Regions from separate parts of the Homo sapiens genome. Here region 2 is linked to region 1. A link is an interaction called in ENCODE POLR2A ChIA-PET data of the cell type or tissue named here. Cell type or tissue: PC-9. All regions are shown on one strand. Each heading gives the region's core, and the rest is flanking DNA. Links, peaks and the distances in the headings are about the cores only. Region 1 holds the start of LINC01269 (long intergenic non-protein coding RNA 1269). Region 2 overlaps TTC9-DT (TTC9 divergent transcript).

Evidence for each region. ChIA-PET counts read pairs that join two places held together with the same protein. Peaks named below come from ENCODE experiments on the same cell type or tissue, not always from the same donor. Only the 100,000 strongest peaks of a DNase experiment are listed, where the experiment ranks them.
Region 2: POLR2A ChIA-PET joins it to region 1 with 9 read pairs; 6 of 35 experiments call an interaction of 5 or more read pairs at or near these places.

What each region holds. Positions count from the first base shown.
Region 1 is chr14:70,682,963-70,699,485 of GRCh38, forward strand. LINC01269 (long intergenic non-protein coding RNA 1269) reads left to right here and starts at 15,736. Exons shown (of 4, transcript NR_125769.1): 1 at 15,736-15,894. RefSeq lists enhancers at 14,846-16,045, 15,452-15,953, 15,954-16,453. In PC-9, for the core only: no CTCF peak of the experiment used is centred there; no DNase peak of the experiment used is centred there.
Region 2 is chr14:70,609,400-70,625,922 of GRCh38, forward strand. It overlaps TTC9-DT (TTC9 divergent transcript), which reads right to left. Exons shown (of 3, transcript NR_110071.1): 3 at 1-1,951. It also overlaps the pseudogene RN7SL77P. Among named protein-coding and RNA genes, the nearest start is that of MED6, 17 kb to the left of the region's middle. RefSeq lists an enhancer at 12,823-12,942. In PC-9, for the core only: no CTCF peak of the experiment used is centred there; a DNase peak (open chromatin) is centred at 7,432; H3K27ac peaks cover 1,130 bases.

The sequences.
Region 1 (16,523 bases), core at 4,735-7,234:
CCTCCTGCTTGGGCCTCCCAAAATTCTGGGATTACAGGCATGAGCCACTGCACCTGGCCTAGTGTCCCTCTTTAGATACAGCACACAGAACTATACTGGCCAGCACAGAAAACAGGGAACCATCATCATTTCCCTACCTCTGGATTGCAAAATGCCTTGCCTTTTTATCCAATCATTCCACAGTTGGAATGTAGCATGCTTGTGGCCCCATCTCTTACTTATACCATGACTTTTTAAAGAATAATGCAATATAAAATAATAATAAAACAATATTTACTCCAAAGAAATTTCATGTATTGTATTACTGAGTTATAATTATGTGCCATAAAATGCACAGATCTCAAGCATTAGTTAATAAGTGAATACACTCCTGCAACAATACACCAATCACAATATAGGACATCATCATCACCCTAGAAACTTCTCTCATGTCCCTTTCTAGTCAATCTCCTCTTCAAACTCCTAGAGGCAACCACTATTCTGATTTCTAGCCCTATAGATTCATTTTACAAAAATAAAAATTGTTTCTGACATTCATGTAAGTGGAAAAATACAGTATTGTAACTTTTTTATCTTAATGCAATACAATTTCATTCTTATTAAACATAATCATATTGCTTTCCATATTTCCTCATAGCTTCTTGTGAACATTTTGATCTTGGTTCTGCCAACCATATCTGCTAATTTCCCTAACTTTATGCCACCTACAGACTTAATAATTCCTTCTGTCCTTTATCCAACGTAAGACAAAACCAATGATAGAGTCCAGGGTACTTAACTAGAAACCTCCCTTCAATTTTCAAGCTTAGGAAATGAGAAGCATTGTGAAAGCGCCAGCCAAATGGGGGCACCTGGAGACAACACATGTGGATGGAGAGGGCTGTGTTCTGTTAGGATGCAGTGAAGAGGGAGGTGATGACAGGACATCCTGGTGGGATGTGTGCTAGGGAAGGGGAACGGCTCAGAAGAAGGTCTGAGAGTCACTTGCATAGAAATTACCAATGTGGAGGGAGGAAAAGAGCTCCCAAAGGGAAGAACCGAGGGCTGGGTCAGTCACCTACAAGAGAGGGCCTCAAAGGTTTCCAAGGTCATCTGAGGAGTCTTGAGTGAAAGCTGTTGTTTGGTCTGGTTTTATGTTTTGCTTTGCTTTGTTTGTTTTGATAAGTCCTAAGTGGAGTCTGGCAGCCTATAAGGCAGATGATATTTCTAGATTTAGAAGTAACTGAAATTGTGCAATCATGGAGAGACATAGTCCATTCCCTCACTCCCCCAACCTCGGAGCAGTGAGGCTTCGGGGACAGGCAGAGTACAGGCTGGGGGCAGGGGTCAGGGAGGGACGTTTGAAACACATCGATCTTCCCTTCCTTCAGGGGAGAACTCTGGTAAAGTCAAGGCCACCTTATCGAAATGTTCCTTACATTTTTACTTTTTGATTATTTTTGATTCAGCATTATAGGGCTTCTGCTTCTTTGACACACACGTGGGCTTAGAAATGCAGGTAGGCACCTGACCCACACCTGAGGAAGTGTGAACCTGGATCTGCCATCCCTGGCTGTGGGATTTGAGCTTGTGGCAGGCCTTATACTCACCTATAAATGGGCAAAGGTGAGTCAGAAATCTGTCAGAGTGTCAGAATCAGCCAGCCAGCATTTTAAAAAATATATGTGATGGGGTCTAGGAAACTATTTTATTTAGAAGCTAGAACTCCAGTACTGGTTCATAAACTGATATTTGGGAGTTACTGAACTGTAAAGTCTTTTACAGTCCTAATATTCATAAATACATGGTAGGATATCCTAGGTAACTCCATATGGAATTGATCCTTCCTGGTCCATGTAAAGGGGCTTGAGAAAACACGAAGGGATGGAGGTGAGAACAATGGGGACAGGGTATCCGACTATCAGGCATGGTTACAGGTTCTTGGTAGACTTCATTTTATGGAAACATCTATGATAAGGAAATGAAGAAATTAAAAAGGCATTCCAGTGGCCCATTTGGCATGTAATTCAGTGTAAGCAAGGTACTTATACCTCATCCACAGTGGACTGAACTGTAAACCTTTGAGCATGAGATAATTTAGGACTCTCAAGTATCATCCGAGCTGGCATTGAGCTTGCAGAAGGACTAAATCCTTTAGCTTCTTCTATTCCCCTTTCACTCCCTGTAACCAAACTACTTTTTGAGCCTCTAAGCCTCACTGTCTTAGCCTGAGTCTAAATCTACACCTTCTCAGGTTGACACCAGCATCTAGTTAAAAGAACCTGGGGTCTCTTTAGGACCCAGAAAAAGGGAGAGTAAAACAAAAGAGGAAAGGGAGAGTCTATTCAATAAGCTAAAACCCTCTTTGTCAATCATGTGGCTCATTTGGAGAAGAGAAACTGAGGCACAGAGCAATGGTGTATTCAAGGAACCATGCTGGACACAGCAGGCGACTCTTTAACCTGGCTCTCAGTCCTTCTGGGATTGGATTCTCTGCACAGAGACCTAAAAGTTTCCCTTCAGGACTGCTGAAGGTTGTTTGAATTGATTTCCTGCCTCCCCTGGTAAGTGGCAATAGGGGAATTTTTAATAAGACTATTAATAGAAATTATGCATTAGAGAATGTCTAGTGAATCACTAATACAAGAATTATGTCTGGTAATCAAAATTCATGCTGAATAGTGCTGATGTTATAGTGTGTGTGTGTGCGTGCGTGTGTGTACATGCATGCATGTGCGCGTACCCACGTGAGTCAGGGTCAAGAAGGTTAAATACGTCAAAGGCACATTGGTAATATGGTTTCCTCCTGCTATTGGTCCATATACAAAGATTTTATTCAAGAATGAGCCCACTAAAGTATAAAGTTAGTTTACAATTAGAATGTAATCAGGTTCTTAGCATCACTTGATGGCATTCTGTCCTGGTGTAAAGAGTTTTTAAATCTCAGCAGCTCACACATCTCCCCCAAGCTTAAATATATGCATGAATCACCCGGGAATCTTGTTATAATGCAGATTCTGATTCAGCAGGACTGGAGCAGAGCCCAAGGCTCTGCCTAACAAGATCCCAGGTGGTGCTATGCAGCTGGTCTGTGGACCACACTAAGCAGGAGGGGATAGAGTGGCCTGACTCCTGAGCACAGGCCAACAGCCTGCAGAGTCAGCTAATCCCCAGCCCTGTATCCAGATACTCCTTCTGACCATTCCTTTATCTAGCCACATATTGTTTATAAATAAACCACAGTATTCTTAAGTGTCGCTAAGGCTTTTGGCATGTCACCATTCCAAAAATCTTGAGGACCAAGGTAAGGGCTCCACACACCACTTTTGCCTCCAACCACCTACCCCCGACTAAACTCTAAGTCCTTCTTTGCACAACCCTAATCCGTCCCTTATAATCCATCCCCCCAACCCTACCATTTCATTCCCCATTTTCCTCCCTACAGAATAACCCAATCCTATAATAGAAAACATCTGTTGACTACTGTGTGCCAGAACTGTTTTTTGCTATCCTTATTGGGTTTGTAAATGTCACTTTATGAGGTACTTATTATTCTAACCTCTATATTACTGATGAGAGATTTGAGACTCAGAGGGATCAAATAAATTGCCCAGAGTCTTACAACTAATAAGTGGAAATACCAAGGTGTGAACCCAGGCTGTCCAACTCTGAAGCCCACATTCTTGGCCCACTGTGATGTTGGAAACTGTTTCCCAAGATGGTGAGCACTCCATTCTCCCCAGGATGTCAAGGGCTTGCACATCCTCTTCTCAGCCTAAATTGTATCTGGTACTAACCCACTCTGACTACTTTAATCTCTCCTTCACCTGGAATAAAACCACATCAGGTTCTGAATGTCCAGGATAAAAATCTGATTTAAATTTCAAGCATCCTCAGAACTTGAGAAGTTGGCCAAATTAATCTGTGAGATCCCCAGCCTCCCGTTCCTAAACCTCCCTGCTACCCTCTATGGGACCACCTTACAGCCCCCGCCTCCCACTCACTTCAAGCCCCTGTTCTCTACCCTTCCTCCCTTCCACATCAAAAGTGCCTTCAGCAAAAAATCTACAAATGATTAATAATACCTCCACACACTTGAGGTTTTGGGGGCAGTTTGCATTTTAAGCCTTATCACTATTCAAGGGAGAAAAGTCTCAGGGAGCTGAGGTCTGAAGAATAAATGGTTGTTGATTAGGCCCAAGCTGTAAAGGAAAGGAGGAGAAGAAGGAAGGATATTTCAGGCAGAAGGACCTATTCTTGCATATTGTAATATGCATATCATAATAAATGTTTGCTGATGAAGCAAAGAAAAGAAAAGAGGCATATTTAAGGGATTTCCCTGCAAAACCTCTGGCCTCCCTTCCTGCCTTTTATCCAACTCTAAGAAAAGACAGTTGGATTTTAAAAACCATAATATGTGTCTTCTCTCCTCCCCTGACCATATGAGTTGATTTTTCCTTTAAATAGTTAATCTAAAAGTAAATATAAAAATTCTACCAGTTACCACTTAAACAAAAGAAAAGCTATGATTTCCAACCAAAAGGTGCTTGTTTTAAGAGAATAAGGTGGAGGTGCTTCCTTTACCCTCCCACTGGCACATTTGGCTATTCAGGCCCCCAAACAGTTTCTCCGTCTGGAATTGCTGCATAATGATTGGGGTCTGGCCTCTGACCTCTGGAGCCCTATCAGGAATGGGAACCAGAATCTTGAGCTTTGCTGGGAAGGTCACATGTTGGCCTAGTTCATAACCTGGCAGCTCTACCCATTGTCTCTGTGCAGCTCAGTTTTCTTGCCTCACTTTTCAACCCCTTGACTTGTCTGAGTTATGGGAAGTTATGGATGCTCTTCTAAGAGCAAACAAGCAAGAAGACGGTAACAAAATCAGCTTCTCATTAAATTTCAGGCAGCTCAAGGGGTCTAAAATTGGCTGATGGCTTTGCACCTCTGAATAGAAGAGCATTCAATGGCTGGGTGCAGTGGCTCACGCCTGTAATCCCAGCACTTTGGGAGGCTGAAGCGGGCGGATCACCTGAGGTCAGGAGTTCAAGACCAGCCTGACCAACATGGAGAAACCCTGTCACTACTTAAAATACAAAATTAGCTGGGCGTGGTGGCACATGCCTGTAATCCCAATACTTTGGGAGGCTGAGGCAGGAGAATCGCTTGAACCCGGGAGGCGGAGGTTGCAGTGAGCCGAGATTGTGCCATTGCACTCCAGCCTGGGCAATAAGAGTAAAACTCCATCTCAAAAAAAAAGAGCATTCAAGGTGCACTTCTTTTCCTTGCCCTTGGCCTGTATTGTAAACTCTTTCCTCTGGCTACTAACTGGTGAGAGATCAGTGGGTTATGAACACTATCATATGCCTGTCATCAAGGATGCAAAAGTGGGGAAGACACATGGTCTCACTGGTGTGACAGCCATGTGCCTGTAATCCTAGTTACTTGGAAGGATAAGGCAAGTAGATTGCTTGAGCTCGGGTGTTTAAGACCAGTCTGGGCAACATAGTGAGACCCTCATCTAAAAAAAAAAATAGGAATAGTGCCAGCCAGGCACAGTGGCTCATGCCTGTAACCCCAACACTTTGGGAGGGTGAGTTAGGAGTATTTTTTTTTTTTTTGGGACGGAGTTTCGCTCTTGTTGCCCAGGCTGGAGTGCAATGGCACAATCTCGGCTCACTGCAACCTCTGCCTCCCAGGTTCAAGCAATTGTCCTGCCTCAGCCTTCCTGAGTAGCTGGGATTACAGACATGCACCACCACGCCCAGCTAATTTTGTATTTTTAGTAGAGACAGGGTTTCTCCATGTTGGTCAGGCTGGTCTCGAACTCCCGACCTCAGATGATCCACCTGCCTCAGCCTCCCAAAGTGCTGGGATTACAGGCATGAGCCACCGCGCCCAGCCAGAAAACATTTTTTTTTAATTAGCTGGGTGTGGTGCATGCCTGTAGTTCCAGCTACTCGGATGGCTGAGAGAAGGATTGCTTAAGCCCGGGAGGTCGAGGCTATAGTGAGCTGTGCTCGGCCTGGGCGACAAAGTGAGACCCTGTCTCAAAAAAAGAATAGTGTAGACCAGACCAGAACAGAATGGAATGTAGAAGACTAAGGAAGAGGAACCTGGGATGCACTGGGAAGCTGTGATCATAGGTATAGGCCAATAATAGGAGCTGGAGCAAATAGTTCTTTATCATCTACTGAGACATCCCATGATCTTGAGGTGGGAACCAAAACCGTTTGACTGGTAAGGGCCTACTCAAAAGAACAAAGAGCAAGATGGGGGTGTTAGTATGGGTGTTCAGAGGGGAAATTTTGAGCTTTTACCTAGGCAAATGTGGGATAAGAGTATGGTAAGTGTTTAAGTGAAGTCTTTTAACCAGTATAGCATCTTGCTAAAAATATAAAAGAAAGGTTCATCCACAAAATATTTGGGCAGTGACCTGAATAAGAATTAGCTTATTCTAAGAACAACCAACTTGAATTTTTAAAAGGTAATCTCTGGCTCTTCAGCCAAGGGTTGAGCATCTAATTATTAGTTTACATGTTTGTCTGTCACATTAGACAAAAGTTCAAGGGCAGGGACCATGTGTCTTCTTTTTTTTGGAGATGGGGTCTCACTATGTTGCACAGGCTGGTCTTGAACTCCTGAGCTCAAGCAATCCTCCTGCCTCAGCCTCCCAAGCAGCTGAGATTACAGGCACATGCTATTAGGCCCAGTAAGACCATGTGTCTTACTCATTTTTGCATCCTTGGTGATAGGCATATAATAGTGTTCATAACCCACTGAGGTCTCAACAGTGAACAGCCAGGGGAAAGAGTTTACAATAGGCCCAGAGCAGTAGCTCATGTCTGTAATCCCAGCATTTTTGGAGGGCAAGGTGGAAGGATCACTCGAGCCCAGGGATTCAAGATCAGGCTGGGAAACATGGTGAAACCCCATCTCTACTAAAAATTAAAAAAAATAGCTGGCCATGGTGGTATATGCTGGTAGTCCCAGCTACTCAGGAGGCTGAGGTGGGAGGATTGCTTGAGCCTGGGATGTTGACGCTACAGTGAGCTGTGATTGCACCACTGCACTCCAGCCTTGGCAACAGAGTGAGCCCCTGTGTCACAAAAAAGAAAAGAGTTTCAGTAAAAATTAAGGGCAAAGAAAATAAGTTGAATAGCTAGAGCCATTTCGGCTTCACCTACTCCTGCACAAAGCTTAAGACAAGGGCAGACCTATGCCCTAAAGTCGCCCTAATGAAAACCTCTCCTTTCCTCAGCCTCCACTGCTCTCATTTTGCATTTCACCCATCTCATTATTGTCTAAGCATCCCAGCTTTTGCATCATAAAGCAAAATCCCTAAGTGAGCTGTAATTCTGACATAGTTTGTTCACCAAGTCTCAATTGGGAAAAAAAACAACTATATGGTATAAGAATCTTCCTCCAAGACACCCAAACAGCATCATCAGCAAGCCCGCATCACTCATTCGGGGGCCATTCAGGAAATATGGTCTTGTCAGGTTTACAATCATGAGATCTCTAAGTCTGGAGAAGAGGCTTTATTTCTGGTACAGGTTTACAGCCTGCAGGGTGGCCAACCTGACAAGCTGGAAAGTAGCCTTTGGCAGAGACTGTTAGCAGGCCTTCAAGGGAGAAGAAGTTGGAACAGAAATTTATGCTGAAGGGTAAATTTGGCTGAGTGTATATATTCAACAAGTAATGGGAGGAACTATAAATATTCATGAAGGGGGTCCTGATGCATGCATACTGAACATGCATTTTACATGTGTCCCATGTTCATTTTGGGGTGGAGACTTACCATTTAAATGCACTGCAATTAAGCCCTATATGTCCAAAAGTTGAAGCAGGGACACGATGTCACACAAGTGCACAGGCTCTGTAAATGCCAGAACCAGTCCATGGTGAGTGGGCACTTATCAGGAGAAAGTTACTGAAATCAGCCTCTTGTTCAATCAAAGCTGTAGTTTTGGCTTGTGGAACAGGTCGGTCCATTAGCATCTGGCAGTGGACAAGCTACAATTGTTTCAATATTGCTTATCCAGAGGCCAGTGCTTGATTACTAGAGAAGAAAACCCTTGTGGCAGTTGGGATATAGTTTATTCTTTAAATGTAGGGGTGAATGACTTAATCTTGCCTGGCATGGCCTTAGGTCCTGTTTATAACGTGGTATCTATTTTTTTTTTTTTTTTTTTTTTTTTTGCGATTGAGTCTCACTCTGTCACCCAGGCTAGAGTGCAATGGCACAATCTTGACTCACTGCAACCTCTCTGCCTCCTGGGTTCAAGCAATTCCCCTGCCTCAGCCTCCCGAGTAGCTGGAATTACAGGTGCGTGCCACCACGCCTGGCTAATTTTGTATTTTTAGTAGAGACGGGGTTTCACCATGTTGGCCAGGCTGGTCTCAAACTCCTGACCTTAGGTGATCCACCCACCTCAGCCTCCCAAAGTGCTGGGCTTATAGACGTAAGCCACTGTACCTGGCCTGTAACTTGATATCTTATTACCACAATGGATCTGTTCTATCAGTCTTATGGTCTCTTGTTTTTTTTCTTTTTTTTTTTTTTTTTTTGAGATGGAGTCTCACTCTGTTGCCCAGGCTGGAGGGCAGTGGTGCGATCTCAGCTCACTGCAAGCTCCGCCCCCCGGGTTCACACCATTCTCCTGCCTCAGCCTCCCAAGTAGCTGGGACTACAGGTGCCCACCACCATGCCCGGCTAATTCTTTTGTATTTTTTAGTAGAGACAGGGTTTCATCGTGTTAGCCAGGCTGGTCTCGATCTCCTGACCTCATGATCCGCCCGCCTCGGCCTCCCAAAGTGCTGGGATTACAGGCATGAGCCACCACGCCCGGCCATGGTCTCTATTTTAACATTAGTGTTGGTCAGTGTCTAAACTGCAAAAGGGAGGGCGTACAAGGAGGCGTGTCTGACCTCCCATCCCATCCTGGCTGGGAACTCAGTTTTTAAGGTTTCTCTAGGGTTCCCTTGGCCAAGAGGGGATCTGTTCATATGGTTGAGGGGCTTAGGACTTTTTTTTTTTAGTTTTCAGTCTTAAGGGCCATGATGACCAGTTCGGGAGCATCAAAGGGAGCATTGGGGCATTCACGTCATTAGCTTGAAGGAGCAACTCCCAAGCTGGTTTCAAGATGGCTGGCAGGCCCTGTGTTGTCACAAAAGAGGGATTCCCTTTGTCCAAAGCTAGGAGAGCTCAAATTCTCTACAGCTCCCCCCATCAGACAGATGCCCCAAAAGAGCTCGTGAAAGGAGAATGACCTGGTGGCACCAAAAATACAGACAGGCTCCCTTCCCAAGAACTCTCCCAGTGCCTCTGTCGTGCATACAGCCCTGGGGCTAATCACGAAGTTTCGTTTGTTTTCTGAAAAGGCAACTCACAAGAAACATGAGAGTAAAGGCAACTAGGAACAAGGAAACGAAACTGCTGGTGTCGCCTTCCCGCGCTCCTCATTCTGTTGACTCACTCCTTGGCCTCCGAGATGAGCATCTCCAGCTCAGAAGTGAGGCCTGTTGACGGAAGCGTGATGAGCTTTCCTAGCCCAGGCCTGCTAGTCTAGCTGGAAGGCATCCTCTCTGTCATCATGCCATTTTAGAAAAATGCAATTCACCTATCTCTCTTGATGTATAGGAGGCTCCATTTGAAAAAATGAGGACTCTGATGGAGCCAAAGTCCACAGATGTAAATATCTCCGATAACAAAACTTTTTTTTTTTTTTGAGATGGAATCTCCCTCTATTGCCCAGGCTGGAGTGCAATGGCACGATCTTGGCTCCCTGCAACCTACTCTTCCCAGGTTCAAGTGATTCTCCTGCCTCAGCCTCCCAAGTAGCTGGGATTACAGGCATGTACCATCACGCCTGGCTAATTTTTGTATTTTTAGTAAAGATGAGGTTTTGCCATGTTGGCCAGGCTGGTCTTGAACTCCTGACTTCAGGTGATCTGCCTGCCTCGGCCTCCCAAAGTGCTGGGATTACAGGCATGAGCCACTGCGCCCGGCCATAGTTTTTGTATTTTTAGTAGAGACGGGGTTTCACCATGTTGGCCAGGCTGGTCTCGAACTCCTGACCTCAGGTGATCTGCCCACCTCGGCCTCCCAAAGTGCTGGGATTTCAGGCGTGAGCCACCACACCTGGCCAACAAGACATTTTTCTTGCCCAAATTTCACAGACCTTTAGAGCTTGAAAGAAGCTCATCTAATTGGACCCCCTTTAAAGAGACTAAGGCCCATGGTGACAGGGCTGGGACACAAACCGATTTTTTGGAGACTCCAAGTTCAGTACTTCTTAATGGTTCTTGGTTCTTCCATGCCCTTTTAGGTTGGCAACTTGTTCCTGGGTTGGCAACTCAATCCTGGGACCCCTAAATAGGCACCCCAAAACTAAAAAGGGAAAGAAGATGTGACTTTCGGAGACCACCGTCAGGTCACTAAATTGAAAGACAGCTGCAGCCACCATCAAAATCCCTCATGCTTCTTGAGAGCTTCAGAGCTTCCTGACTCCAGTAGCCATGGCTGTGACCCCAGGGAGTCCTCTAAACCTCAGGTCTCCATGGAAATGGGGGTGACCTCTGAGAGTGTTTGACACACATGTTTTGGAAGGACCGGGTGGCAGGAAGAAGGATTGTGTACCAACTTACACCTTGGGGGCCTGGAATTGGAATTGATGTCACTGCTAGCAGGCCAAAGCAGTAGTTGAGCAAATTCTGTCAGTTCTAACTTCAAAATATATCTGGAATCTGATTACTTCTACCACTCCTACTACCACCCCACTCCAAGACATAACTCTAGCTCCCCTAGCATTACCCTCTAACTGGATTCACTACTTCTGTTCTTGACCCCTGCACTCTATTCCAGAGCGATCCTGTTAAACCTGATTCAGATCATGTCACTCCTCTGCTTAAAATCCTCCAATGGCTTCCCCCTCACTCATGGTAAAAGCTAAAGTACTTTACTATGAACTACAGGGTCCAACATCATTGGGTCCTATAATACTCTGACCTGCTCTCTCCATCTGCTTCAGCGATAACTGGCCTCTCTGTGATTCCTTAATGGTGCCAAGCAGGCTCCCACCTCAGGGCCTTTGCACTGGCTGTTCCCATTACCTGAAATTATCTTTCCCCACCCTAACCCCCACCCCCCAGACAACATGACTAGCTCCATCACTTCTTTCAAGGTCTTTAATCAAAAGATACCTTCTTAGTAAGGCTCTCCCTGGCTACCCCATTTAAAATGTTAACATTCACTTACCTGGCTGACATGTCACATACCTCTTCCCACTTTATGCCTTCTCCTTAGCACTTGCCAGTAACATATATTTTACTTGTTTATCTTTATTTACTGTCTTTCTCTCCTACTAGAATGCAAATATGCTATATCTCCAGCAACTAGTAGGTTGGCACATAGTAGGTATTCAATTAATATCTGTTAAATGAAAGAATAAATGAACGGATGGTTTGGGTGCTTAAACCCATGACATGGTAGCACTGGCCTGTTCTCCAGCTGGGAATTAGGAGTCAGGCCTCCTGAAGGAACAACATTTGCGTGTCCACACCTCCGATGGTTTACAACCCTGTTTCCCCCAGTGGACAAATGAATGGAGATGCATTCCTCACACTCTCATCGCTCCAGCCTGTGCCTTCTGTGCTACCCTTCCCCTCCCAAGCCCACACTACCTCAGGGATCTTCCTACCAACTCCAGTGAGGTTTATCTTGAATAAAGAGCAATTGTTCAACTGGCAGCCCTTACTATGTATCAGCCACTATGCTAAGCATTTTACATAGAATATTTTATTCAATTCTTATGAGACATGTAATATTATCCCCATTTTTCACAAGAGAAAATTGAGGCTCAGAGACTGCATTGAACACCTAATTGGGTGATTTTCTCTTCTCTGAGAACTTTCACCTACCCAAAAAGATGGGCCCTTGCTGGCCTGTTGGTACCCAGCAACACCACCCTCCACTCCTCAGGCCAGCCCTGACTGATTGGGCCAATGTAGAAACCTGATTCTAGTGGGGCCAGTCAGTATCATTTTCCCAGAAATATGGATTTGGATACAGAGATATTTGTCCTCCCTGTTAGCCTCTTCATAAAGGTGGGACTGGAACATCAGTGTCTGGTCATAGGCACCCTGAGGCCAATCAAGAAAGAAGAAGGCCGGGTGAGGTGGCTTACACCTGTAATCCCAGCACTTTGGGAGGCCGAGATGGGCGGATCACAAGGTCAGGAGATCAAGACCATCCTGCCCAACGTGGTGAAACCCCGTCTCTACAAAAAATACAAAAAATTAGCCAGATGTGGCGGTGCACACCTGTAGTTCCAGCTACTCGGGAGGCTGAGGCAGGAGAATTGCTTGAACCCAGGAGGCAGAGGCTGCAGTGAGCCAAGATTGCGCCATTGCACTCCAGCCTGGGCGACAGAACGAGACTCCGTCTCAAAAAAAAAAAAAAAAAAAAAAAAGATAAACCAAGTGTCTTTCAATTGTTTGTAACCAAAAGAGCTTGACTCAGAGAAGCTAAAAAAACTTACCTAACACCACGTAACTTAAGAAGGATGAAGCTGGGACTCTAACGCCTGCACATTCCTATAACTGCCAAACCACTCAGACTTTGTCTTCTTCCTAGAGGTTGGCAGGGCAGAGGTGGAGCTTCCCCAGCAGATCGCACTGTCTCATTTCCCCTCCTTTCACGCCAGTACATTTTCCCAAGAAAAGCCAAGGTCAGAATCACCTCCAGGGCAGCCTCAAATGGGAAAAGAAGTTGACGACAGGAATGTATAGGAAGTAGAGAAGGGCAGCACCATTTTGGTGGGTAGGGATCAGGCAATGTGGGGTCAGTTTATGGTTTTACTGAGTCTTGATTCTTTTGGGGAGCAGGTGGAGCCAGCCCCTTCTCTCCATGGAGACACAGCCAGGCAGATGGGTTAGGTGAGCAAGTCACAGGCCAGGAAGAAGTGTGGGGACAGCTTAGCTTTTGAAGTGGGGACTTTGCCCATCAGGCTTCCAGGCCCAAATAAGTCCCCTCATCAAGGAAACTGTGTACCCCTCAGGCAGGCTTGCTCCAAAGATGCAGTCAAGCCAGGCAAAGACCAAGGAAAAGAGGGTCAAAGATCTCTCTGGGCAAATCCATTAGTGACAGCTGATCCCTTGGAGCCACTTGAAGTCTGCAGCTCCTGAAGCTCTGTTTATTAACTCTGTTTATTTCTCCAATTTGTCAAGTACTGTCTGCAAGCTCCAGCTTCCCTCATAAGTGCTCAGCTTCTATTCTGCCTCGCAGGCTTCACCAATTTGATTAGCATACTCTGCACTCCATCTTTCAAGTCGTTAATGAAAATACTGATGAATACTGGGAGTTATTCAGGTCCCTGGGAGGCCTCTCCTCCATCCCTTCATCTTTTTGCCTGGCAAGTAAACTGGAAGGGATGAATCCTCTTTTCAGATAGTCTTTGCCCACTGTTCAAGAGCTTTTGTCTAATCTTTTCATTCATTCATTTATTCAATCACTCATTTATTCATTTGCTAGGGCTAGAGGCTTAGCACAGTCCCTGGCACATGGAAAATGCTAAACAAATGCAAGCTCTTAGTGTTATGAGGTGCTGTGGAGAAACAGAGATGCACAGGATAGACCCCAGCCCTGAGCAGTAAGAATGGGAATAAGAATTACAGCTGCCAATTTTGAAATACTTGCCAGATACTGGGCTACGTACCGTCCAGACAATATCCAGCCCAGGCCAGGTATCATCCACCCTACAGAGGCATTTGTTGGTAATGATTAAAAGGGAGGATTCTGGCCAGGCGTGGTGGCTCACGCCTCTAATTCCAGCACTTTGGGAAGCCGAGGTGGGCAGATCACTTGAGGTCAGGAGTTTGAGACCAGCCTGGCCAAATGGTGAAACCCCATCTCTACAAAAATTAGCCAGGCATGGTGGCGGGTGCCTGTAGTCCCAGCTACTCGGGAGGCTGAGGCAGGAGAATTGCTTGAACCTGGGAGGCAGAGGTTGCAGTGAGCTGAGGTAGTGCCACTGCACTCCAGCCTGGGCAATAGAGTGAGACTCAGTTAAAAAAAAAAAAAAAAGTGAGGATTCTAAAGTCAAAATTCTTATTCTAGCTTTCCACTGACTGGCTTCTTTGCCTTAGATTCTCCCTCCGTACAGTAAGGGTACTATTAGTTATTTCATAGGGTTACTGTGAGGATTTAAATTATTAAATAATACAGAATTGGTACTTGGAGCACTGCCCAGCATATAATATGCACTGAACAAATGCTGGCAATTATTATTATTATTTGATGTAATACAATTACCCTTTATGAGGTAAGTGTTATTATCAGTGTTTTACCAACAAGAAAGCTGAAGTTTAGGAAGCCTGAGTAATTTGCCTAAAGTCCTACAACCAAATAATGGAACTCGGGTCCAAACCCAAATCTGATTCCAAATTCCATTTGCTTTATTACTGTATGCTAGAAAGGAAGAAAACATGCATACATACATACATAATTATTTTTACAAGACAGAAAAGCAAATGAGACTGTAGAGCACAGAATATTTTCATGGCGCATAGTAGATTCTCAATGAATCCAGCCAAATAATGATGATGTTGATGATGTCAGTAATGATGATGACAAAATTCTAAAGTGCCATACTGAAGTTTTAAAAAATTGTTTTAAGATGTCACAGGACAGAGAGAGATCATTTATGAAGAGAGGAATAGTTGGAGACTTTCCTGGAAAAGGTGGCATTTGCAAAGGCCTTAAAGGATGACCATGAGTTGGACACAAGGAGAGAAGAGAAAAAGGCACCCGGGTAGAGGAAACTGCAGGAGCAAAGGCTTACAGACATGAATGCTTAGGGTGTGTGTGAAAAGAAAGAGCAAGAAGTTCCACTGGACAGTACGTGTTATATGAAAGAAAATAGTTGGGACTGAGCTGGAAAGGAAGGAGACACACCCTTATTGACACATGAGGCCTTGCCCAAAAGACTGGTCAAAGCAGAGAGATTTCTCACACTTCAGAGTCTTCTGAAACTCACATTGGAGAAACAGCCATATGAGGGATTTGGAGATGAGGAATGGGGTTTCTTCAATATTCAGGCAAGAGTAAGTACCACAATGCTTATGCAATAAAGCTTCAGTTTGAGGTGAGGGTCAGTTTGAGGTGAGGGCTAGGCAGGGCTGACATTCAGCCAACACATGTGTATCAATATAGGTTGTTGAAAATATTAAACTGCTTTTCCTCCAGGCTGGTAAATGGCACTACCCTGAACCACCCAAGGCCCCTTCCCCTGGACTCCAGGACCTCCTCGACATCCTTGCATAAAAACATTAATTTCTGGCATTATTTTGATAATCACCCCTGGAGCTAGGGGACTTGGCTTGAGGATACTTTTGCATAGCATTTTACTTAACATTGAAAAACACAACAGTTTTATCAATAAATGGGTTGCAGAATGTAAAAGCAAACAGACCAACCGCTACACTCTGGCCTCAGATATTCCTCAAGCTAGATCCTTCTGGGGAACTAACTCTTTTCCTGCTGAGTCACTGTGGCTGCAGCCCTGCCCTTCCATGTGACTGTGTCATTTGGCATTATGGTTCCTCCTGAGCCCAAGGGAACTACAAAGGTCTGTATCAGGACACTGGGCATTGCCACTGTGCTAGGTGCACACACCTGACTGATCGTCTTGTGGGCTCCCGCATTTCCTGTTGCTCCAGGCATCAGATATATCCCTGGGATCCCTCCATTAGCTTGGCAATGCTATGGAAGTTGCCAGAAAAAGAATCCTAAGGAATTGGTTCTTGGCAAATCCTAAGGAATTTGGCTCAGGCATTTGTCTTCCTAATGAACTGGTGGGGAGGTAGCTGTGTTGGTACATCATCTCCAAGGCAGGATCCTGCCCTCTGAAGCTTGAGGTGAGAGCGGGGACATGGGGGGTGGTGGGGAAGCTTGGGACCTGCTCTTCCCTCTGCCATGAATTTTCTCTTTCTGCCCAAAGCAATGGCTTCTCTTAGCCCTGCATTTCAATTTGATTGCTCTCAGTCCCCACGGTCACCTTCCCCCACCCACAGCTCTTCACAAAAGACAGCCAAGAACAGGGAGGAAGGGATCCTGAGGCAGAGTCCCTTTGAGCCCAATTGAGGCTGGGGTCCCCGGGCAAATCTGCACCCTGTGCAACTCCTGGGACTGCAGATGTGAGTGATGCCCCAGGATGAACGGTGCCCCAAAAGCCTTGAGCGGGGGAACCCTGTGTGCCATCTGCCACTTCTCCCTTGGGAAGATAGCCCCACCACTGAGCCAGGGAGCACCAGGAGGAGGTCCTGGATCTCTAACATCTGTCATCCTGCTGGGTAATGATACTGTGTCTTTCATAAAAGTCAGAACTAGCCTGGGCAACATGGAGAAACCTCATCTCTACAAAAAAAAAAAAAAAGCTGGGCATGGCAGTCATGTACCTATCAGTGCCAACTACTTAGGAGGCTGAGGTGTGAGGATCGTTTGAGCCAGGAGGCAGAGACTGCAGTGAGCTATGATGACACCACTG
Region 2 (16,523 bases), core at 6,077-8,576, 72 kb before region 1:
TTTCTAATTAACCAGGAGGTGGGGAATGCCTCCAAAATGGCTAGCTGATGTATTACTCCTTATGTAGAAACATCTACTTATTGAAGGTTTCCTCCAAAACAACGCTTGTTATCACAGAAATCACGGGCTGTGATGCCCAAAACTGGCTACACATTCCTTCCAGAGCATGTATGCTTTCTTCTCAAGATATAAGCCCTGGGTCTGGGGGCTTGAGGTACGGAGATCTACCTATCTTGCGTATGCCCAAAACCACACTTGTGCCTGTAAATTCCCCATAATAAATTACCCAAAACCAACAAAGTGGATTTGTTTACCTCCTTCTTTGGTTTTTCATCTCCTTTGGCATTTAGGAGTTGCTTTGCCCTTTCATGGAACAGGTAGAATCTTTAAATTATTTGGTGATGTTCATATTGCTTATTATTAAAGCAAAGCACTAGAAATACCTGACCAGACTCTCAGAATTCCCAAAATACAAAAGCTGGAGCCCAGATTAATAGTTCTTGATAGAGTTATACTTACAAGGGTCACGGCCACATGGCAGTTCAATATAACTTGTTCAAACCACACTCCATGAGATGCAGCTGTGGTAAATATTAAGGAATAAATGAACTAGAGTGGGTAATGCAGTTACCTTGGTTATTCAATTCACCCAAGCTAATATAATTCTAGGTATAAAAGCCGTTTTAATTGGGTGTAGTGGTGCATGCTAGTAGTCTCAGTTACTTGGGAGACTGAGGGGAGGATTGCTTGAGTCCAGGAGTTCTAGGCTGTAGTGCCTGAAGCCCACTGGATGTCTGCACTAAGTCTGGCATCAATATGGTGACCCCCTGTGAGCAGGGGACAATCAGGTTGCCTGAGGAGGAGTGAACTGGCCCAGGTTGGAAACCTCTGTCAAAACTCCCATGCTGATCAGTCGTGGGACGGTGCCTGTGAATAGCCACTGCACCCCAGCCCGGGCAACATAATGAGACCCTGTCTCAAAAATAAATAAATTAATTAAATTAAGTTTCTTAAAGTCAGTTAAGCCAAAATATAACTGGGTTGAGAAAATGTCAGCAAAACTAGAATAATAGTTAATGTTTACATGTTAAGTACTTCTGATATGCCAGGCACAGTCCTAAGTGCTTTAGAAATATTGTCACATTTAATCCTCCCAATAACCTGATGTGGTAGTTACTGTTAAATCTCCAACTTACATATAAGAAAACAGAAGCTTAAGGAAGTTAAACAAGTCACTCAATCTTACAAATGTGATCAATGGAGGAGCACAAGTGTCCAGAATCCTTACTCTTTCCCATTTTCCTGTTCTGCCTCTAACATATTGAACACAGCAACTGAAATTTGAACTAGGTATTGAAAGTTGAGTATGATTTTCCTGGTAGAGGAAAGGGAAAGGGTGCTTTTCTCTGGCTGGAGGAGAGCAGGGAGCTGGTAAAGAGTCACAGAAGTGGGAGGGATTTTCTTCCAAGAGGAGCAAATACACGGTGCCTTGTGCATACAATGTGATGGTGCTGGAAGATGAGACTGGAAGGGACACTTGGGTCTAGTTTGTTAGGGCTCCTCTGCATTTAGGAATTTTGACTTGATCCTGAAGGCACTGGCTAGTCAATGAAGGCTTGCATTTGGAGAATGAGAACTCAGATGTCAGTGTGGAGGGTGGATTGGATGTATATTAAGAATAGTTCCTAATAATCCAGACGAGAGGTGATGGTGAACTAAACTAAGGCAGGAACTATCAAAGTAATAAAGATACAGACCTTGGAGGGGTAAAAGAAGAAATATTCTCCCCACCTTCCCCAGGCACACAGGTACAAGCACTTCAGTGGGCTGCTGGGTACGTGCAAAAGTGGTAAGTGGTCAGCAAAAGAATGCTGTCCTGAGTTTTTCCACATCAGTGATTTTTCTTGCTGTGAGTTCTTTACCAATCCAGATGGGGCATCATCACTTGTGACTTCGGAGGAAAGAGTAATTGTAAAATTCATTAAGTTTCTGAATGAAGATGTGTAATATCTTCCAAGAAAATAATTAAACCACCATGGGGCAAAGACTCTCATCTGTATAATTTAAAGTTATAAAGTGGGTCATTGCTTAGTGTCTCAAATCTCGTTTACATGTAGCTAATTCATAATCATACTCCATCTGGCTAAAATTAGTCACATTATTCTGTGAGCCAAGAAAAATATTTGTCTCATTTTAGAGGTTTTATTATACAATCAAACGTAGTCTAATGTACATCTGAATTCTTTGTTCTCCTTTTCTTGAAATATTTGAATCTCACTAAAATGAAAAGATAAAGTAGAATATATGGTATATTCAATAAAAGTTCTCAGCTGGGTGTGGTGACTCATGCCTGTGATCCCAGCACTGTGGGAAACCGAGGTGGGCAGATAGCTTGAGCCCAGGAGTTGGAGACCAGCCTGGGCAACGTGGCAAAACCCCATCTCCACAAATATATATATATATACGTGTGTGTGTGTGTGTATATATGTGTGTGTGTATATATATATACACATATATATGTATATATGTGTGTGTGTGTATATATATACACATATATATGTATATATGTGTATGTGTATATATACACACATATATATGTATATATATGTATATGTGTATATGTGTGTGTGTATATATAGTGTATATATATGTGTGTGTGTGTGTGTGTGTGTGTGTGTGTGTGCGTGTATATATATATATGAGAAAATTAGCTGGGCATGGTGGCACGCACCTGTAGCCCTAGCTACTCCAGAGTCTGGTGGGAGGATCACCTGAGCCTGGGGAAGTCAAGGCTGCAGTGAGCTGTGATTGCGCCACTGCACTCCAGCTTGTGTGACAAAGTAACACACTGTCTCAAAGTAATAATAATAATAATAGTTAAAGTTCTCATTTCAAAGAGCATGGAGACCATAATAGAAGAGGGTTAAAATCCCGGGAGGCGGAGCTTGCAGTGAGCCAAGATCGCGCCACTGCACTCCAGCCTGGGCAGCAGAGCGAGACTCCATCTCAAAAAAAAAAAAGAAGAGGGTTAAAATGAAATATTCTTATTCCTACTTAAAAGACAGGGAAACCAAACAGATGTGTGCCAAGCTACCATGTGTTGAGGTGACCAAATAAGACAACAAGCCAAACTGAAAATAACAATCAATTCATTTGTTGTGACAGTGCAGGCAAGAGTCAAAAGAGAAAGGCATTGGCTCCCTAGTGTTTTTTCCCAATAGAACAGTGCCAGGCAATAGTCAAATGGAAGCACAGGTAAGGAAAATCATTTCATTACCAAGGAGCCCCAAACAAAAGATTCCTGCTTTTTATGGACTTATAGGGCCATGGAAAGAAAGTGGGAGAAGGACTAGGAGTGAAAAGGTCTGGAGTCAAAGTGGATAAAACTGTCTCAGCCAAGGCCCACAATAACAAGGTCTCAGCAAAGGTGCCTGGGAAGTGTCTCAAGAGAGGCCCCAGTCAAGAGGCTTCTGAATGGAGGTGCCTGAGCTGGGAATGCAGTTATGCATACTAGCATTGCAGCTCAAAGGGGCCTAGGTCCTCAACTGCAACTCCCTCCAGAAAACTACAAGGCACTGGTGGTACAACAAGTCAGATGTGGGGAGAGCAGCTTCTCCTATGAGGCCTGCCATGCATCACCTTGTAATTGCCTGTGGAGGGCCTGAAAGATCACACATGGGACTGAGTCCTGGACCCACACTCCAAGAATATCCATATCTGATAATAAATGGAGGTGGATTCAGGTGTCCTGCATGCCAATCTGCCAAAAGCCATACATTGTGAATAAAAAGCATAAGGGAATGCTTTGGCTTAATGTCAGGCAATTTCTAGGGGCACTGGCTATTTTGATTTTATATATCTGGGAAGCAAAGACCAAACATCAGACCCAGGGCTTGGGTACAGAAAAGAGAAACTGAAATTTTCTTTTTCATTTCCTAACTCTGCTGATTCCCTACCCGTCAGACTTTGAAAAGAAAAATAAAGGAAAAAAGAATGGGGCTCTGAAAATATTTGACCTTCCTCAGTCCTGTCAGCATTCACTGTGTCAGTCTTCACCACAGGAAAAGTAGGCAGCAGCACATACTGTGTAATTTCAGAGTGCTGGCAAGAGTCTCCACCGTCTGCCTTGGAGGCAACTCATAGCTCAGATATCTCTTAAACCTGTCCCCAATTTTCTTTTCTTTTCTTTTTTCTTTTTTTGAGACGGAGTCTCGCTCTGTTTCCCAGGCTAGAGTGCAATGGCCCGATCTCGGCTCACTGCAAGCTCCACCTCCCAGGTTCACGCCATTCTCCTGACTCAGCCTCCCGAGTAGCTGGGACTACAAGCACCCACCACCACACTCAGCTAATTTTTTGTATTTTTAGTAGAGCGGGGTTTCACTGTGTTAGCCAGGATGATCTTGATCTCCTGACCTCGTGATCCGCCCGCCTCAGCCTCCCAAAGTGCTGGGATTACAGGCGTGAGCCACCACGCCTGGCCGTGTCCCCAGTTTTCATTCTTACTACCTCTCACTTAGGTTATTGTAATAGACTCCTGATTACTATCCCTGCTTCTGGTTTATTTCTCCCACCAGAATATCTGTCAAGCAATAAGAGATATAGAACTGGAACTTCTTTAGAAGTTAGTTGTGTAGAGGTGGTAATTGAAACCCATTAGGAAGGAACAAGCTCTCCTAGACAGGGGTGTAGCCTTAGAAACAAACAAACAACTTTTCCTTTTTTTTTTTTTTTCTGAGATAGTGTCTCACTTTGTCACCTAGGTTACAGTACAGTGGCACAATCATGGCTCACAGCAGCCACAACCTCCCAGGCTCAAGCAATCCTCCCACTTCAGCCTCCTGAGTAGCTGGGACTACAGGCATGCACCATCATTCCAGGCTAACTTTAAAAAAAAAACTGTAGAGATGGATTCTCACTATGTTGCCAGGCTGGTCTCAAACTCCTGGACTCAAGGAATTCTCCTACCTTGGCCTTCCAAAGTGCTGGGATTACAGGCTTGAGCCACTGCTCCTGCCAAAAATTTCCCTACCAGTGAATGAGGGGCATACCCATTTGTTTATTTGTTCGAAAATTAATCATTGTGAATATTTATTATTATACAATTACTATACTCTAGGCATTAAAATATTCTACCTAGAAAATAATGAGGGCAACGAGGTGGGGTTTTCAGCAATGGTTTCACATACAAGATGACATTTGAGAGAGAACAAGAAAGGAGAAAGGAAGAGGAAAAGAAATATGTGAGCATAAAGCATCCCGACATATTCAAAGTTTTGCAAGCATTTCCCTATGTTTGGATACTGGGGGTATCTTAATCCATTTTGTGCGGCTTCAACAGAATATCAATAATAGTGGAGGACTTCAACATCCTACTGACAGCACTAGACAGATCACTGAGGCTGAAAATCAATGAAGAAACTCTGGATTTCAACTGGACTCTAGACCAAATGGACCTAATAGACATCTAAAGAACATCCTATCCAACAACCATAGAATTTGCGTTCTTCTCATCTCTACACAGAATATTTTCCCAAATTGACTATATGTTTGGCTACAAAGCAAGTATCAATAAATTAAAAAAAAACTAAATCATATCAAGTATCTTCTTAGATCATAGTGGAATAAAATTAGAAATCAATAGCAAGAGGAACTTTCAAAACTACACAAACTTGGAAGCTAAACCACTTGCTCCTGAATGACTTTTGGGTAAACAATTAAACTGAGGCAGAAATTTTAAAAAATCTTCAAAAGAAATAAAAATAAAGATACAATATACCAAAACCTCTGGGATAGAGGAAAAGCAGTGTTAAGTGGAAAGTTTATAGCATTTAATGTTTACATCAAAAGATAGAAAGATCTCAAATTAATAACCTAATGTCACACCTCAAGGAAGTAGAAAAACAAGAACAATTCAAAGCTAGTGGAAGAAAACAAAGATGAGAAAGGAACTAAATGAGATCAAGACCAATAATATGACACAAAAGATAAACAAAACAAAAAGCTAGTGTTTTGAAACGATAAGCAAAATTGATAGACTTCTAGTTAAACAAGAAAAAACAAGAGAAGATTCAAATAAATGCAACCAAAAATGTGAAAAGTGGTATTACAACTGATATCGCAGAGATAAAAAAGATCCTCGTAGAGTACTATGAACACCTTTATGTACACAAACTAGAAAACCTAGAGGAAATTGATACATTCCTGGAAACATACAACCCTCCAAGATTGAACCAGGAAGAAATAGAAACCCTGAACAGACCAATAATGAGTAATGACATTGAATCAGTAATTTTAAATTCTAACAAAAAATCTCCATCCAGGACCAGATGGATTCACAGCCGAATTCAACAAGATATAGAATTAACCTAAATGTCCAATAACAAATGAATGGATAAAGAAAATGTGAAGGCCGGGCGCAGTGGCTAACACCTGTAATCCCAGCACTTTGGGAGGCTGAGGCGGGTGGATCACAAGGTCAGGAGTTCAAGACCAGCCTGGCCAACATGGTGAAACCCCGTCTCTGCTAAAAATACAAAAAAGAAAAAAAAAAAATTAGCCGGGCGTGGTGGTGGGTGCTTGTAATCCCAGCTACTCGGGAGGCTGTGGCAGAGAATGGCTTGAACCCATGAGGCGGAGGTTGCAGTGAGCCAAGATGGTGCCACTGCACTCCAGCCTGGGTGACAGAGCAAGAATCCATCTCAAAAACAAAAAAAAAAAAAAAAAGAAAAAGAAAAAGACAATGCGGTATATAGACACAATGGAATATTATTCAGCCATAAAAAAGCATGAAATCTTGTCATCTGTGATGACATAGATGAACCTGGAGGACATCATGTTAAGTGAAATAAGCCAGACACAGAAAGAGAAATATTGCATGGTTCATATGTGAAATCTAAAAAAAAAAAAAAAAAAAAAAAATTGGTATCATAGAAACAGCAGAACAGTGGTTACCACATACTGGGGAGAGAAATGAGGAAGGGAGGATAAGAGAGGTTGGTCAATAGGTATAAAGTTACGATTAGATAGGAGGAATAAATTCTAGTCATCTACTGCACAGTAGGGTGAATATGGTTAAAAGTAAAATATCGTATATTATAAAATAGCTAGAAGAGAGGCTTCTGAATGATCTCACCACAAAGAAATGATAAATATATAAGGTGATGGATACATTAACTACTCTAATTGGATCATTCTATAACATAAATAGGTATTGAAACATCAAAATAAACCTCATAAAAGTGTACAATAACAATATATCGATTAAAACAATAAATTTAAATTTTTTAATAAAATAAAAGGTATGTGTGTATGTGTGTGTTTGTGTGTGAATAAAAGCTCAAAGGCCAGGATTTTTGTCTGATATTGGGAATATGGTGCAACACATACTGTGACACATTCAGTAAATAGTTCTTGGTGATTCAATGCAAAATAGTGGGTCAAATGTCATTTCTAAGTTTTCTCATGAGAATCTCAGTGACTTTGTAGGTTCTTGAATCTGTATAAAATGAAAACTTTTGACATCTCAAGCTGTTGTTATAACCCAAGACTCATGCATCACGCACTTGGCTCACTCCCTCTTGTCTATAGGTTACATGCACCGGAGCATGTGATGGGATGATAATTCCCAATGATGAACTTGCAGGGAATGCAGGTCAAGAGAGAACTTCAGAATCTTTCCATTTCTGATTACATGTTAACATTACTAAGTGTGGCTTATTTAACCTTAAAAGCCCTGCAATATAAAAGGATATTTTTGTGTTATTATTTATTCATTCATTCACAAAATAGTTATGATATAACCTCAAAAAATATTTATAATGTGCCAATCACTGTGCTGGGTGATGGAGAAATAGCAGTGACCAAGATAGACATAGTCTCAACATTTCAGTCTAGCGAGGGATACAGACAAAAACACTGATAAACCGTATTGTAATCAGAGCTATGAGGGAGGAAGCAGAGTAGTCTGAGAGCATGAGGAGAGGGTACTAAACACATACGGGAGAAAAGGGAAGGCTTCCTAGAGGAAGGGATGTTTAAGCAGAAACAATGAAAGACTAGTAGAAGTTAGCCAAATGAAAAGGAGAGGTAAGAAAATGCAAGCAGAGGGAAGAGCATGAACCAAAGCCAAGAGGCAAGAGAGAAGAAGAAAATGGAAAATGTTCGGAATAGCTGGAACATCGAATATATGAGAAGACTGGATGAGAGTAGATTGTCGCAGAAATCAGAAGTAAGATCATTGTAAACTATGCCAAGGAATTGAGAGCAGTGGGACACTAAAGAAAGATTTTAAGGAGGCAAGTGACAAGGAGGCAAGATTTCAATTTAGAAATGTGTTATCATAATCTAAGCCTGAAAAGATGATGACCTATGCTAAGTAAGTAACAGTAACAGTAAAAAGAAATGAACTAAAATGATAGATATTTAGGAGGTAGAATGGATAGGAATTGGCAAAAAACATGGGGTGAGGAGGAAAAGAATTCAAAATATCTAGCTTGGCAATTGGGTGATTTACTGAGATACAAAACAGTTGAAAGAGCAATTTGGAAAAGAGGGTAGAATAGTTGCATTTAGTTTTAGGTGTGTTGTGTTTGAAGTGCCAGTGGATCCTCCAAGTGAAGATGTCAACTGGACAAATATAACTAAGAAAAATCCATGAATCCCATATATAAACTTAGGAGTCCTAGCAGCCACTGAGGAGATAGTGGAACACTGTGGTGGTTGAGTCAATAATATGAAAGGAAATCGGCTGTATAGACATTTTTTATTGTCTTGCTGTGGGCTTGAGTTAAAATACTTTTCTGATATCCTAGCCTTTCTTGCTAAATGAAGACTTCCCAAAACCTGGTGTTTATTACGAAGCAAGTCCTATCTGCCAAGCTCTTCTAGATGCTTTTCATTCCACGCAGCTCACTATATCACTGAGTCCTCACTGTAATCGCTACACTGGGCTATATTTGAAAAAAGTGACTTAGAGAGAGTGGTAATGAAGGTTACCTTGTTTTTAAGAAACAACAGCAGCTGGCTTTTTAAGTGTTTGAACTAGGGTAATGCCCAAACCTCTCTTTTCTTTGCAGCTGCCACAGACACATAAATAGTCCCATGAACTCCCTTCTCTAATGCTAATTCATCACTGCAAAAAAATTAGGCATTCTTGCAGGGAAGAAGAGCCCAGCCCAGACTAGCATGGTGGCAAGCCCTTGCCTAAACGTAAGTTAGGTTGACCACAAAACTTCAGTGGGATTCCTTCAACACCACCTCCTCTACATCCCCCTGCCCCTACTTCCATTTTTAGGGAACACTACAGTGTTTTTCTAGTTTGGCAGTAAATCTCTCTATGTCTCAGTTTTGACTAGATAGTAACCACTGATGTTAGGCTGATATTAAACTAAATAGAGACAATATTCTCTCATGTAAGCCTAACAACAATGCTTTGAGAGGATACTGGAGCTTAGAGAGGTTAAATAGTGTTCCCAAGGTCACAGAGCCGATACTCTAACAACAATGTTATCTTGGCTCCTTTTTTTTTAATCTTTTACTTGTGTCAGTGACAATACTTACCTCAACAATAACTAACTTGTGTGAAGTATTTACTATGCCCTAGAAATTCAATGAAAACACTTGACAAGGATTTTAGCATTTAATCCTCCCAACAGTTTTATTGTATTGTATTGTATTGTATTGTATTGTATTGTATTGTACTGTATTGTATTGTATTGTATTGTATTGTATTGTATTGTATTGTATTGTATTTTTTGAAACAGGGTCTCACTTTGTCACCCAGGCTGGAGTGCAATGGCACAAACATGGATTACTGCAGCCTCAACCTCCCAGGCTCAACTCATCCTCCTGCATCAGCCCTCTTAAATAGCTGGGACTACAGGCACAAGCCACCATGCCTGGCTAATTTTTTTGCATTTTTTGTAGAGATGGGGATTCATCATGTTGCCCAGGCTGGCCTCAAACTCCTGAGCTCAAGCAATCTGCCAACCTTGGCCTCCCAAAGTGCTAGGATTACAGGCATGAGCCACTGCACCCGGCCAATTGTCCCCATTTTTAAGACAAGGAACCTCAAGCCTAGAGAAGTTGTCACCTGCTCAATGCACACAAGTGACAAGTGGTAGAACCAGGATTTGAATATGAAAAGTCTAACTTCAGAGACTTCACTGTACTTACCACACTTTGGCCTAGGTGACCTCTAAGGACCCTCTTCTCTTACTCACCCCCGGCCATCTATACAAAGATTCCGTGATGTGTTCCTGTACCAAGGTGGCTTATCACACTTCATTTCACATAAGATATACTGCTAAAATTATGGCTTTGAATTATATATTGACTTTATAATATTAGGATATTTAAGTTTAGAAACTTTATATTCAACTTGGTTTAACAAGTTCTTTGGCCTAATCATTGGAAGTAGCTGAGAAGGAAGGGGCAGGTGAACCATCACAGGTTGGCTCAGGACCAAAATGAGGCAGAAAGGTTTATTTTTCAACCCTAAAGGTACAGGAAAAGGGCTGAGTCACCCCACACTCCCTAGCTAGATTCTGGAAAAATCTAGCACCTTTCCATACAGCAGAAGCCTCCTTTGCCAATGGCAGCCTCTGCTTCACCAAGCAGTATTCTATTGGCTCTTCTTTTGGCTCACAGAAGCATAAGCCTGGCTAGATTTCCTTGTTAGTGCTCAGGAAGAATTCCAAACCCCAGATATATTGGGACAAAAAAAAAAGAAAAATATTTCACCTTTCTCTGGCTTTTTTTTTTAACTGAAAGAGGATTGGTAAAGGAAGTAACCATAATTTTTAAAAAAATATTTTAAATAAATCCTGAGCATGGTACTCCCCAAAGTCTCTAAGCTAATGGGTTAGACTAGAAAATGAACACTTGGCCTCTTTTTTTGTACTTTCCCTCTAACTGTCTGATAGGCCCCAATTCCCACAACAACTTTGAACTGCTCTTCAGCCCCACAATTCAGATCTAACAATTCTGATTCTGAATTTTTCTTTAGACCTTCCCTCTCTTTTTCCACATACTAAGTTGGCTCTGATAATGCTATAAAGTAGTAGCATTCCTACTTTGTAATAGGAATGGAAAGGAAATCTGGCCATATTCAGGAGCTCCATGATTATGAACCCATATTACAAAGTAGTAGCATTATCAGAGCCAACTTAGTATGTAGAAGAAGAGAGGGAATTCACTTTAAAACTTAAGTAACAGCCAACTTAAAACAATGCAGTCTCTTTACTTCTTAGCACAGAAAAGTACTTAATGAAGATAGAATGTATCTATCAACTAAGACGCAACTTAGTTGCTGGCAAATACAAAGTAAAGAAAGACTTGGGCCGGTCAGTGGCTCACGCCTGTAATCCCAGCACTTTGGGAGGCCTAGAGGGGCAGATCACGAGGTCAGGAGTTTGAGACCAGCCTGACCAACATGGTGAAACCCCCTGTCTCTACTAAAAATACAAAAATTAGCTGGGTGTGGTGGCACACACCTGTAATCCCAGCTACTCAGGAGGCTGAGGCAGGAGAATTGCTTGAACCCGGGAGGCAGAGGTTGCAGTGAGCCGAGATTGCACCACTGCACTCTAGCCTAGGCGACAGGGCAAGACTCCATCTCAAAAAAAAAAAAAAAAAAGACTCGAAGAAGAAAAACAAGAAAGAGGTAAAGAAAGAAGGGAAACTGTTAATAAATTCTGTCTGTGGTATAATATGTACTTTTATGGTTCTCTTAATATTATCCTTAAACAGCCTCTTTAATCCCCACCAGTGAGCCTAAACTTTTATTTACTAGAGGAGTTTAGAGAGCCCTGAGTTTCTGGTTTTGACAAGTCAGGTATTTTACATTCCTAGTGTAAGATTATCTGGTTCATGTAAGAGAGTTAAGAGGAAATGAAGCTGTATGTTCATCCTAGTTTTTTCTTTCTGTCCTACCCACCCTTGTGCCCAAATACCTTCCTCCTTGGCCCACACTCTAGTCCTGAGTTTACCAACAAAGTCTCAGCATCTCTACCTATGGGAGGGCTGGGGCAGAATGCAAGAACAGGGAATAAATAATGGATGATTAGCTTGGCTGGTGACAGACTGTTGGAGCACTAGCAGAATCTGCAGGAGTTCAGATGCAATTCTGCAGATCTGAAAACATCTTGGGTAAAAGAGAAGGGAAAGGAAATCTGGCCATATGCAGGAGCTCCATGATTATGAACGCATATTCCACAGTTTTCACAGGGCAACCAGAGCTATCCCACACAATTCAAACATGTGTGGTAGTCAAGAGAGTGATTTGAGGAACATGGAAATAGCCATCTGTTCAGAAAGAGGTCTCTATTGCTGGGTCTGAAATGCCCCTTTCACACATCAAACCTTGATGACATCCTAGTTTCAACATTAGGACACCAAAGGAACCACATTATACCATTCAGGTACTCAAATCCAAAGGGAATAGATGGAAAGACTTTAGCGGGAGGGAGTGTTGTCAGCAAGATGGTGGAATAGGAAGATACAGGCCCTCCTTTCCCCACAGGGACACTGAGTTAACAATATACAGGTCAGAATGAACTCTAGAGACAGGTTGAAAAGCTACAGCACCCAGGTCATTGTAAAACCAAGAAGAGATTCTGGCAAAATGGATAGACAATTTTGCAACATCTGGCATGCCCATCTGTGTCCTTTCCTCTACGTGGCATAAACCTGAGCAACTTTGGAGAAACCCCTTACTCCAAGGCTCCACCCTCAGGGATGGAAACAGAAGAATGAGCCATGCATTGAATGTTCTGGCTTATCTGGGGGCTGCCCAAGGGATTAGTTTCTGTCTCACCTAACAGAAATCAGTGCTGACAGGACCAGGTCAAGCATTTGGAAGCCACTAAAAACAGAGGTGAGTAGCAGGTTAGAGTCGCAGTTCCACAGGCAGACACCAGAAGGAGTAAGAGATCAGAAAAGGTTTGAGAGGTCCTAGATCCTCCAGCAGGGTTGATTGGTGAAGGTCTTTCCCTGTATGAAGCCAAAGACTAGGAAAGGTCTTCAAATGGCCAAGTTCTAGCAAAACATTTTAAGACATCCAAAGAAACAGAGAAATTTGGCACAAAGGATCAAATAAAACTCCAGAAATCAATTCTGAAGAAATATGATCTACTAGTTGCCTGAAAAGGAATTTAAAATAACTATCATAAAGATGCTACCAAAAGGATAACAAACACTATCATAAAGATGCTATCTAAAAGATAACAAACACTGGGCCGAGTGAACACTGATAGGCAACTAAATAAAATCAGGGAAATGATGCACGAACAAAATGAGAATATCAACAAGGAGATAGAAATTATAAAAAAAGAACCAAACAAATTCTGTAGCTGAAAAATATAATAACGGTACAAAAAATAGTAGAAGGATCCAACAGCAGACTTGATCAGGCAAAAGAAATAGTCAGCAAACTCAGAGACAGATCATGTAAAGTCACTGAGTCAGAGGAGCAAGAAGAAAAAAAATGAAGAAAAGTGAAGACAGCCCAAGGGATTTACAAAACACTATCAAGTAGCCTAATATATGTATTATTAAAATCTCAGAAAAAGAATGAGAGAAAGGGACAGAGAGCTTATATGAACAAATAATGGCTGAAAACTTCCTAAATCTGAGGAAAAAGAAGAACATACAGACTCAAGAGCTCAATTCAGAACCCTAACCAGAATAAATCCAAAAAGAATCACACCAAAACACATTGTAATCAAACTCTAAAGTCAAAGACAAAGAGAGTAACTTGAAAGCATGAGAAACGCAATTTGTCACATAAAAGGAAACTTCCATAAGATTATCAGTAGATTTCTCAGCAGAAACTACAGGTTAGAAGGGAGTGGCATGATATATTCAAAGTGATGAAAGGAAAAAAATAGTCAACCAAGAATACTGTATCTGGCAAACTGTTCTTCCAAAATTACGAAGAAATTAAGACTTTGAAATAAACAAAAGCTGAGGGAATTTATTACTACTAGACCTTCTCTATAAGAAATACTAAAGGGAGTCCTTCAAGTTGAAATGAAAGGACAGTAGAGAGCAACACAAAGCCATATGAAAATAGAAGGTTCTCTGGTAAGGGTAGTACATAGCCAAATATAGAAACCTATACTGTTATAATTTTTGTGCATAAAATATTAATGACAGAAATATTTTAAAAATAGATCTGTGTTAATGAGTATACAATGTATAAAGAAGTAGTGTATGACATCAGTAATATCTGGGGAGAGTAGAGCTGCAAAGGAGCAGAATTTTGTCTGCAATGAAGTTAAGCTGTTATCAATTTAAAGTAGAAGGCTATCATTTTGAGATGTCTTACATAACTAGAATAGTAACCACAAAAAGCTATAGAATATACACAAAAGAAAATGAGAAGTAAATCCAATCACATTGCTACCAAAAAAAAATGAAATATAAAGGAAGACAATAACAGAGGAAATGAGGAAGAAAAAAGCTATAGGACATACACAAAACAATGAACAAAATGGCAATAGTAAGTCCTTCCCTATAGGTAATTACTTTAACTGTAAATGGATTAAATTCCCCAATCAAGAAACAGAAATTGATTACATCAGTTTTTAAAAATAGGATCCAACTGTTTCCTTTCTACAGGAGACTCACTTTAGATCTAAGGACATGCAGAGATTGAGGGTGAAAGGATGAAAAAAGGTATTCTATGCAAATGATAATCAAAATAGAGCAACAGTGGCTATACTAATATCAGACCAAATAGACTTTAAATCAAAGACTGTTACAAGAGGCAAAGAAGGACATTATGTAATGATAAAATGGTCAATTCACTAAGAAGATATAACTGACAAATATTTATGTACCAAACATCAGAGCTCCTAAACATATGAAGCAAAACTTGGCAGAATTAAAAGGAGAAAGGTCACTTTCATAATGAATAGAACAACCAAATAACATCAATAATGAGTAGAACAACCAAATAACATCAATAACATCAGTAAGAGGACTCGAACAACACTATAGACCAATTGAACATAACAGATATAAGCAGAACACTCCATCCAACAACAGCAGAATATAAATTCTTCTTGCATGCACGTGGAACATTCTCCAGGAGAGACTACAAATTAGGCCACAGAACAAGTTTTAGCAAATTCAATAACATTGATATCACACAAAGAATGTTTTCAGCCAGGCATGGTGGCTCATACCTGTAATCCCAGTACTTTGGGAGGCCGAGGCAGGAGGATTGCTTGAGCCCAGGAGTTTAAAACCAGCCTGGGCAACATGGTGAAACCCTGTCTCTACCAAAAATACAAAACTTAGCTGGGTGTGGTGGTGCATGCCTATAGTCCCTATAGTATATGCCTATACTCAAGAGGCTAAGGCAGGAGGATCACTTGATCCTGGGAGGCAGAGGTTGCAGTGAGCTGAGATCTTGCCACTGCACTCCAGCCTGGGCGACAGAGCAAGACCCTGTCTCAAAAAAAAAAAAAAAAAAAAAAAAAAAGTCGTTCATATGGATAACTGTAAAAAAACCCACAAATGTACAAAATGTACAAATGTGTGGAAATTAAACAACACACTCTTAAACAACCAATGTGCCAAAAAATAAATCATAAGAGGAATTAGAAAATACCTTGAGAAAACTGCAAATGAAAACACAACATACAAAAACTTACAGGATGCAGTGAAAACAGTGCTAAGAGGGAAGTTGTATGGCAGACACATGTGACAGCAATAACTCAAGCATACCCTGAGAATGACCCTATGGTCTAGGAAGAATGTGTGTTCAGAGTTTCAAGCTAAGGAATTCAGGAGTGGCCAACCTGGAAATTCACTCCTTAACTATGAAGAACATCCAAACCCCTGGTCCATCCCTTCGAATGTAGGCTGTACAGGGGATCAAGGCCCTTTGTTTTGAGTTAAATGGATGTTACCAAGTGGAGGTTGTTAAGTGGAGGTTGCTAAATGAAAATGTGGTATAACATACATGATTTACATGGGAGTGTAATGAAAATGTGGTATAACATGCATGATACAAATGGGAGTGGTTTGCCTGTCCAGCTCACTGGTCCTGGACGACTGTGTGCATAAGTCCCCAATAAACCCTATGTCTTGTTCGCTGGCTCTGGTCTCTTCTTCAGCCTCTGTGAATCAATGTGAATCAATGGAATCAATATGGGTCCACCACAACAGAAGTTTATAGCTGTAAATGCGTACATTAAAAAAGAATAAAGATCTCAAATCAACAATCTAACTTTACACTCAGAAACTAGAAAAAGAAGAACTAAACCCAAAGCTATGAGAAGGAACAATAATATGATTAGAGCAGAGGTAAACAAAGTAAAGAATAGAAAAACAATAGGAAAAATCAATACAACTAAGAATGTGTATTTGAAAAGATCAACAAAATGGACAGGCCATTAGCTAGATATACTAAAAAAAAAAAAAAGAGAAGACTCACATAACAAAATTTTTTAAAGGGGGTACATTATAATCAATATGACAGAAATGAAAAGAATTATAAGATAATACTATGAACA